Linked DNA regions of Homo sapiens: region 2 is linked to region 1. Evidence: read pairs that join two places in POLR2A ChIA-PET (ENCODE). Cell type or tissue: A673. All regions are shown on one strand.

Region 1 (5,000 bases):
AAGGTATAGTACAGAGGAGGTATGTTCTACCCTCAGATACATATCTGGTTATCTTAAAGACAAAAAAAATGTCTTAGAATAGAAAGTATTCCGATATCAAGACAAGCCCTGTATTTTGCAACAAAACTTTGGGAGAAATCACTGCCCATCTTTCAGCTTCAGTTTCCCAATTTTTAAGGTACAGGATTGAGATCGGATGGTTTCAAGGCCTTTCTTAGCTCTAACAAAACTTTCAACTTTCAAATGATTTATATTATCATACCATATAGCATTTAATTCCTCCATATTTCAACTTATCTAAGCTCCCAGAAATATGTCTAACGTTTATTTCTTCTCTTGTCATGTGGTAAACAACATATAATTGTTCCCTGAGTATGTTAACAGCAGTCTCTTTCCTTAAATATTTTAAGGAAGTTCACACCCAAGGGCTACCTAACTAGTGTGTCAATTTGGGATACAGTGACCATCAGCTCATTCTTGTTTTCCTCAGATGGGTTTTCGCACAGTGAGCTGCTCCTGATTCTGAGAGAACACCAGGATGGACAGGACAGTCCTATGGATCACAGCTAATTCTAGGAAGCCCAAAGGATGAACGAAATGTCCAATTCACATTGCTGTGCCCAGATCTGTCTTCCATCTTACCTTTCTGAAATGCTTTCCTACACTGCATCACCTCAGGATGTCTCCTGGACCTTGAATCATTTTACCAAAAGCACAAAATAAACTACTACGCAGTGAAGGGAAATGAAGAAATGAAGAGGTTCCTGTTCTGATTTCCCCGGAATTTCAAGGCAGATCTGCCTGGAAGGAGCTGAATTTCCAGCTCTCTGTTCCAGTTCCCAGACTCTCTTTCATTTTTACTAGCTAATGACTGTCAGGTGAATTAAATACAAGCTATCTCGTCTCTTCACAAGACCCCATAGCCTTCTTAAAAGAAAACTCTCCTCTCTCCTCTACTAATGAGCTCTACTGACTGCTGATTAGATCTATTCTCTCAGCCTTAAACCACAGAGATTGAGGAACACAAATCTGAAAATCGAAAATCCAAAATGCTCCAAAATCCAAACAGTTTTTGAACACCAACATGACACTCCAAAGAAATGCTCACTGCAGCATTTCATATTTGGGATGCTCAACTTATAAGTATAATGCAGATATTCCAAAATCCAAAATTATCCCAAACCCAAAACACTTCTGTCAAAAGCACTTCAGATAAGGGATACCCAACCTATATAAATATGACCACCAGCTTTAAGAGCTAACATTCCAGTGGATATTTACTACATCTCTGAAGCCAGAAACTATGTAAAGGCAGCTTTAGTAAAGGCTGTAGATATATTATCTGTATGATCAAAGTTACACTCATATTTTCATTTGTATCCACATTTTCCCTCCACCTCCCCTGACATACACACACACAAACACACACGCACACCTCTTAGTAGTCATTTTGGTTTGAAGAACAGTGACTACTTTTACCTTTCAAGTGTGAAATGGCCTCACCTGATACAATATAAAAGCGAATTCATCTGGAACAACATGAAAATGAACTAGATATTTTAAAACCAATCAAATAGTCAAAATTCTATACAGACGGTAACAATGAACAAAATTGGTAAGCATATTTCCCTTCCCTCTGGGCACATACAAAACAAATTGACCGCAAAATACTTCTACTGGCTGATATTTCAGTAGATGCTGTATCTAAACTCCTTTTTACCAATTACCTCATTTACTCCTACCCAAAAAACCCAATGAAATATACATTAGTAACCCTATTTTACAGATAAGGAAATTGAGGCACCAAGAGGTAAAATAGCATGCACAAATTCAGACTGCAACTTTGTATTGCTATTTCTGTTTTTTGAATTACTCTTCTTGTATGTCAGCGGTCCCCAACCATTTTGGCATCAGGCACCGGTTTCATGGAACACAATTTTTCCCACAGACCTGGGGATGGGAGGGCGATGGTGTTGGGATGCACCTGTTCCACCTCAGATCATCAGGCATTAGATTCTCATGGAAGCAGGCAACCTAGATCCCTCAAACGCACAGTTCACAATAGAGTTAGCACTCCTATGAGAGTCTAATGCCGCCGCTGATCTGACAGGAGCTCAGGCCTTAATGTTTGTTAGCCTGCTGCTCACCTCCTGCTCTGTGGCCCAGTTCCCAATGGGCTATGGACAGGTACCAGTTCCATGGCCCGGGGCGGGGGGTCCCTGTTCTCTAGGGAAAACAGATGTACTCTTCTTCCCCTAGTCTACTTGATGTCCAGTTGCATTCATCTGAAAGGTAGCAGTAAATTAAGGATACCATTTAAAGCCTCAACATAGAGAAAAACAATCTATGGAACCATCAGCTTGGCTGCATTCACAACTTCAATGAGTAGCTGCTCACAACATTCCTCCTCTCTCCTTCCCTCTCATCCCACACACCAAATATTTATTACGTAACTCTTATGTGTCAGGCTCTACACTAGAAATTGTCTGATCTCTAATAGGTGCTCTAAAAAGCTCAATTTTTCACTTTAGATCCATGATTTCAACAACTTTCTACCTAATCTAGAATTTTGCACATATTAAATAAATCTGATCCTCAACATTTCCTCAAACCCCTTGAAGTGCCAGCATTTTCTTAACAGCGTTACCCAGGAATAACTGACAAACAGTAATAACTCATGATATAATAAGCCACACATAAGATGGGAACAACAGCTTACTCTCCTGAAACTGTACATGAGCATCCATACACAATACCAAGAATTACAAGAGTTACCAAATTCAAGTCTTGACTATCTGGAGTTACAAATTACATGGTACAGATTCTTGGGACCACAGGACCATGAACAAGTTTGACAGATCAGACCATGCCATTTATTCCAAAGTATTTCTTAACCCACATACCAGCAAAGTTGTCCTGCTCAAAATCATGATACGCTCAAAGTTTGTCTTTGCATCTCCTTGTCTTTCTTTTTTCCTGCCCCTTTCCATCTGTACTTTTCTTCAACTTAGTAGCACTCCACCCGTCCTCCCTGCCCCCAACAAAAAGTGCTCCTAGGAAAGGGGTTGTTGAAATCATTCACTCTAAGTTGTCAAATCACTGACCTAAGTGAGCTTAATGTATTATCACTCCCACGAGTACGGGAAATTAAACAGGAAGCCAGTGTCTAATTTTTCAGTTTAGATCAGCTAGTTAGAGGGGGATGTGTTGTTAAAGCTGACCAATTATTTCCCTGAAATCCTGCAAAGTGAGCAGCCATTAATCTATTCCTAGTTCATTCTATTTTGATTCACTCATTCATTCAATAAATATTTGTTGAGTGCCTATCACCTTCCAGACAGAGTTCTACATACCACAAAAAAAAGCAATGCATAAAACAGACAAAAATCCTGCCCTTGAGGAGTTTACAATTTATAGTAGGGTATGTACAATAAATAATTCAACAAGTGATGCATAATTATGAGAGCTGGCATTAAATGTTATCCATGCTTGCAGATATATGTAAGAGCACCTGAAATGCTTGCCATCTCACTTAAGTGACAATGTGATGTACTGAGAGGCCAGAAAAAAACAACATTAAATTCCAGCTCCTGCACCAGCCAGCTATACAATCTTAGCTGACACACACACTCTTGATAGACTCAAAGTCCCCCTTAAAAACAAAGGGAAGGCTAGAACAATACCAAACTCATCTTTTTAGACATTCTAAGTGTCTCATGGAAGAACATGGGCACAAAGAGAAGACTGTTAGATGATACATTTAAATCTGAGTGAACAAAAAAGAGACTCTAAAAAAGGCAAATATCATTTTTATGTTGTTAAAAGTAATATATCAACCTTTCAAGAGGCACTTACCACATCTCTGAAGCCAGAAACTGTAAAGGCAGCTTTAGTAAAGGCTGTAGATGTATTATCTGTGTGATCAAAGTTACACTCATTATTTTCATTCATATCCACAATTTCCCTCCACCTCCCCTGACATACACACGCACACCTCTTAGTAGTCATTTTGGTTTGAAGAACAGTGACTACTTTTACCTTTCAAGTTTGAAATGGCATCAACTGATACAATATAAAAGTGAATTCATCTGGAACAACATGAAAATGAACTAGATATTTTAAAACCAATCAAATAGTCAAAATAGTCATGACGTATTGGAAAACAATGTTTTTAAAGTCCGGACATGGTGGCTCATCCCTGTAATCCTAGCACTTTGGGAAGCCAAGGCAGGGGTATCACTTGAGGACAGAAATTTGAGACCAGCATGGGCAACATCACAAGACCTGGTCTCTATTAAAATATTTTAAAAAAATTTACAGGGCATAGTGGCGCACACCTGTAGTCCCGGCTACAGAGACACTGAGGCAGGAGGACCCTTGAGCCCAGGAGTTCAAGAATGCAGTGAGCTATGATGACACCACTGCTCTATAAAAGCCTGGGAAATATAGCAAGACCCTATCAGAAAGCAAAAAGAACAAGAAAGGGAACATATTGTCCTCCATAATTACAATATCATTAACACACTCAAGAGGTTATTTAATATTTATTCAATACTATCTAATGCAGTCCAACTTTCAGATTTCCCCAGTTGTCCCCAAATGACCTTCACAGCATTTCCCTCGAACTAGGATTCAATAGAAGCTCAAATTCTGCATTTCACTGTCATATGTCTTTAATCTACAAAAGTCTTCCTACCAATTTTGCATCTAATCTAGCTTGACATAACTATGGATCCAATGTCCTACGATTGTCAAGTGAATTAAATTATAGTAGCAAATCACTCCTTTATAAATAGCTGTGAAATGTCTTAATCCAGCGAAGAGAAATTATGGTGTGATGTAAAATGGCTTTAAATTCTTACAGATTTTAAATTCTCAATCTTTTCATCTCAACATTGTCCTTGTGCTTCCAGGGTCTGGCCAAGACACACAGTCCAAATTCCAGCTCTGCAAAGCTTAACTCCAGGTATTATGCACCTAATCCTAAATATCGAACCTAC
Region 2 (5,000 bases), 630 kb before region 1:
GTACTCAGGAGAGGATTTAAAAATGGTTCAGGTGGCAAGAGATCTCCTGCATGTTGTAATCATTTTGCAGCGACCAAATGACTAGGACATGGGAGAAAAAAAGGGGAGAACCCCCCACCCTGCCCCCACAGTGAATACAGTTTGAGTCTGTAATCCTGGACCTGAAAGGCCAGGAGAAGGAGCTACCCAGGCAGCACAGAAGCCTGGAATGTGTGCCCCCACTCCCGGCAGAAGCCACACTGTGGGGCAGAAACACTCAACCCTTCCACGTGCTATTCATGAGCATCAGGGAAGGGGAAGAAAGAAGAGATGTATGTGGACTGGAGCTTTTCCCTTGTTTTTCCAAATTAAATAAGCTGCTGCTCTTCCTTCATTCTCCTGGCTCTTTCCCTACCCCACCGCCGCCATACCGCGGCCCCTCATGGTCCTCCCCGCTCTGAGCTCAGGCCCTGGAGGAACTGGAAGTGCTCCTGTCGCTGCTCAGCTGCTGAACTGGTCTTCTGACCATGCCTCTTTCCTGCAACAACTCTTTGGCAACCCTCCTCCAAAACGTCCCAGTTTCCCTCCCTGCCCCTTGATCTGGTGCCAGAGGGGACGGTAACAAAACACAAAACAAAAACACAACAAAGAGGCCATGGAGCCAGTGCCAGCAAGCAATGAGAGGGAGAAATGGAGCCCAGTGGAGTTCTTCTCCCTAAAGGAAAATTAAAAGACAGATGATCAGCTAGCTCCCAGAAGTTCTGCCTCGGGCCTAAATGAAATAAATGAAAAGGGTGAGAAATCCTAATGAAATCACCAATCCAAACAACACAACGACCTGAGGGCGCTAAGGGTCAAGGTTCAGGACAATTCAAGGAGAAGCAGTCAGGCCTGTGGTTTTACAACCCAAGCCCTGGGCTTGGCCACCAGCACAGGAGAGCAAAGGGCCCGACCAACCCCTTTCCTTCCACATCTCAGTGATGAGCGTGGTGTGACTGAGCGCCTACTGCACACCGATGCCCATAAGATGTGGTCTTCAGCATAGGACTCCTTGAACAGGTAAACCAGGGTACGGCTACACGCTCCGCTGGAGAATTTCTCACTTTACGAAAGGAGCTGTGTGCTCAGGTTCCTACACCAGTAAGTACAGGGAATATGATTGTGTTTTCAGCTTCATTTCGACTGACTCTAAACAATGTAAATCTATGAGCTACAAAATTCCACCTGTCAAAAATTGCATTTACATGCAGTTTTTCAGGAAGGTGTCTGTTCTATAAATTGAGGTGTACCAGTGCTATGTGCTAAGGAGTAAAGAAGAGCAAGAAAAGAAAGCGGGTCCTGACTTCTGCCCGCAGCACTCCCAGGTTAAGGGAGAGGTGCAGGTAAGGCCATGGGCTCGGTGGGAATCTGCACCCCTACAGAGCGGTACAGGGAGGGTGGCAGGGTGCTAAGCGCTTCTCGGCAACAGGACTGTGCACAAGGCCTCTGCCTCTTGTCTTAGCTGCTGTCCAGCCTTCCAGCTCTGTGGCTGGGACTCAAGTACCTGAACAGTGAATGGGTGTGGGGGTGAGCCATGGGCGGAGGCAGGCGCTGGGAGATTGTGTCATTAGCAACTGAGTCAGGAACAGAGGGCCAGGGAGACAGTGATAGCATGGGGGTGCATCTGAAATGCTGACAGAGGCAAATTCCCTCTTCTCTTCTACTTAAAAGGGGTCGGATCCTTCCTCCAAACAGGCAATTCTCCCTTACCTACTTGCTAGCTGCCACAGCTCAAATGCTAATTATTACATAAGGGTCAAATGGCAGCCCGACAACACCTCTTGAAAAACAAAATGCCAGGGTTATAAAATATACAATATATTTTCTCCCCTTTGGCTGTTTTTTTTTTTTAATACCTTGACCAGCACTTCTAATTATTTGAGAGAGGAGAGGGAAGAAAGGAAATCAAAAGATCTGCTTCAGAACGCAGCTCTCTCTTCCTCTCCTGGGGTGAGCTTGTCTCCTGTGAGATAACAAGCATGAAGAGCATGGCAGGCCGCACGCACTCCCCAGACAATGGCCAGGCACAAAAAGGAAGCGGCTGCACGCAGGAGGCAGGCAACCTGCTGGCAGCAAAGGGTTAAAGTCCACAGCATCCTCCCGCGCCCCGTCTGCCTTTCCGTGAAGGATACAAAGCTCAGTGGGGCAGGGAGGAAACTCCCACCGGGCCCCTATTAAAACAGATCAAGTCACACATGTCGATAGCCCCATTTCATAGATGCTCTAATTTGTTTGACAGGAGTGAATCCTGCTGATCCAAGTCCGGCAAGGGGATGGGGAGGGGGGGAAGGTCTGCTGGAAAGGGAGACCCAGGGAGAGCCTGGTGGCTTTCTGTATCTGGCCTTTATAAAAAATTCAGCCATGCTTTGAAAACAGGGTGTGTCCCAAGTAGAATATCATCCTTAGGCACATACGTATGGTGTGTATGTACATACACAGTGTATTGTTCTGATCTAACTGTGAGATGTTAAAAAAGGTACAATAAAGCTTTTCCCTCTCCCAGTGGAGAAGAGGATCAAACCCTGCTCTCCCTCCAGTAATCCTGATAAATGCAGTGCCAATGTTCTAACAAAACACAGGGCTGCTGTTCGAGAGCTTTTCTTTCCCTCTTGTTCTTCTTTTGTGTTTCTCTTTTTTTTCTCTTGCTCTCTCTCTCCCTGTGTTTCCTTCTCTCTCTCTCTTTCTCTCTCTCTGTCTGTCCCCTGCCAAAGGCATTAAAAAGAGATGGGAACCACTCCACCAAGCATGTGTGTGTGGGGTGAGGGGGTCCTAACCCACGGCACTGCTTTGCTGGGGAAACAGCTTTTGAACAAGACCCCTGGCACAAATGAGATGAGGTTAGTGATCGCAGTTTAATTCTCAATAGGGCACAGCATGCTCTGTGGATATGAAATATACAATATGGGGGGAAATGGAGTCCTTTCTAGAATTAGTTTTTCCTCTTGGTTAATGAGGGTCAGAGGAGAATGAAGGCATAAACTGCGAGCTAAGTAAAACCCAACAGGCCGAGCCCTCCAGGGAGAGACTGCTGGAGAGGGGCCAGGGCTGCCTTGGCTTTCCCACAGGGTGACCAGATCACAGGAGGTTAGAGAGGATGTCAGGAGCTGAGAGGGTCCGGCCTCCTCGTCTCATACAGGCAAAGTGACTGCCCAAAGAGGTAGCAAAAGCCCACGGCAACCACTTGGCCTCTCTACAGGTCTCACGGGACCAGCGCAGCAGTCACCAGACGTGTTAATGCCTTGTTCTCTCAACCAATAAGAACGTAACTGTTAATTGGTAAGTGTGCACACTGGTAGATGTCAAAAGCCTGGTCTAAGAGGGAGAAAAAGATACAGACTCATTTTTCTCAGAGTTTCCTTCGAAGGTTCCTCATAAAACTTAGGTGGAGTCATATCTGCTTAGGTTTCTTTCCTCCTTCTCCAAGTTAAGTTGTTAAAGGGAATACATTTTCTGGAGATGTGAAGCAGAAAGACAATCAGAAATACTGGGCAAAAGTAGCGATCTTGAGGAAAATTCTTTCTGTTGTGTGTAAATGGTTAAATTTCTGAGTAGAGGCGGTGTGCAGAGAGAAGGAGGCAAAGAAATGGACATAAATTTCAGCGAAAGTAGATTTCACAAAACCATGATGTCCCCAAACTTAACAAAGTTCTAGTAGCTTACAAGTGAATCATTTAACTTTTCCAACTCTCCCCTTCCTCCTCTCCCTCGGTCACTTTCTTAGGAATCCCTCACAAACTTCTTTTTTTTTTCTCTGAGACAGTGTCTCGCTCTGTCGCCCAGGTTGGTGTGCAGTGGTGTGATCTCAGCTCACTGCAAGCTCTGCCTCCCTGGTTCATGCCATTCTCCTGCCTCAGCCTCCTGAGTAGCTGGGACTACAGGCGCCCGCCACCACGCCCAGCTAATTTTTTTGTATTTTTGGTAGAAACGGGGTTTCACCATGTTAGCCAGGATGGTCTTGATCTCCTGACCTCATGATCCGCCCACCTCGGCCTCCCAAAGTGCTGGGATTACAGGCATGAGCCACTGAGCCCGGCCACAAACTTCTTATATTCATCATAGGAGAAATAAGCTCGCTGGAGGTCAGATCCCACTAACCGTTGGACTCCACTGTCATACCTGAAGGAGGGACTAGTGGTCATTTAGTCTTGACCATTTCCTCAATCAGCAGAGCAGGCAGCATGCGAAGTAAGTGTCTGCAAGGATAGCACGGACTTTTACTTGAATGCAAATGTGATGCTAGAAGGTGCATCTCATGAGGGAAAGGCCAAGAAAGTCTTGAAGACAATGGCCCTTACCCCACTGAGCCACTGAAGCAACACAGTGGTCACCCAGCTGTAGCTGTCTTACCATCACATGAAAAAAATAAATCCTTAATTGTTTCAGGCACTGCTAGTCAAGCTATTACTTGCAGCTGAAAGCACTCCTAAGTGATACATAGCCCATGACTACCGGATCCTTTTTTTCTCTCTTCACCTCTGGTCTCTAAGGAGGAAGTGCCCTGTTTCTGCTAATGAAAATTCTTCTCTGCTCTTAATCTTGTCACTTCAGATCTCCTCTGGGACCGTGTTCCATCAATAGTGCCATCATTCCCTCTCTAATAATTCCTACTGCTTGGCCTAAAAACATGCTCAAGTTTCTCCAATCAAAAAAAAAAAAAAAAAACTATTCGACACTCTATTTTGAGAAGAATTTCTTTGGGTTTGGGAAGCACATTGGCTTACTTTAAAGATACGTTGATTTTTAACCCTGACCACTCGTTCATTCCCTTTTTCATTTGCCAAGTATGTATTGACCACATATGGTGTGCAGAGCACAGTGTCAGGCACTGGGGACTCAACAGTATGTAAAAACTAAGACCTTGCCCTTGTGGAGCTTGGAGCATCAGATAATCCCACTATAAATGCAAAATGGCAACTGCAGTACACAGCAGGGCACATGGTGTCACCGGGCAGCTGCATCAGCCCCGTCAGCTGTTAAAGCCG

What was found. ChIA-PET counts read pairs that join two places held together with the same protein. Peaks named below come from ENCODE experiments on the same cell type or tissue, not always from the same donor. Only the 100,000 strongest peaks of a DNase experiment are listed, where the experiment ranks them.
Region 2: POLR2A ChIA-PET joins it to region 1 with 8 read pairs; 1 of 35 experiments calls an interaction of 5 or more read pairs at or near these places.

What each region holds. Positions count from the first base shown.
Region 1 is chr7:69,986,946-69,991,945 of GRCh38, reverse strand. The region is part of intron 2 of AUTS2 (activator of transcription and developmental regulator AUTS2); the gene reads right to left. Among named protein-coding and RNA genes, the nearest start is that of AUTS2, 390 kb to the right of the region's middle. In A673, no CTCF peak of the experiment used is centred here; a DNase peak (open chromatin) is centred at 3,105.
Region 2 is chr7:70,616,434-70,621,433 of GRCh38, reverse strand. All of the region lies in intron 5 of AUTS2 (activator of transcription and developmental regulator AUTS2), which reads right to left. Among named protein-coding and RNA genes, the nearest start is that of GALNT17, 510 kb to the left of the region's middle. In A673, no CTCF peak of the experiment used is centred here; a DNase peak (open chromatin) is centred at 2,093.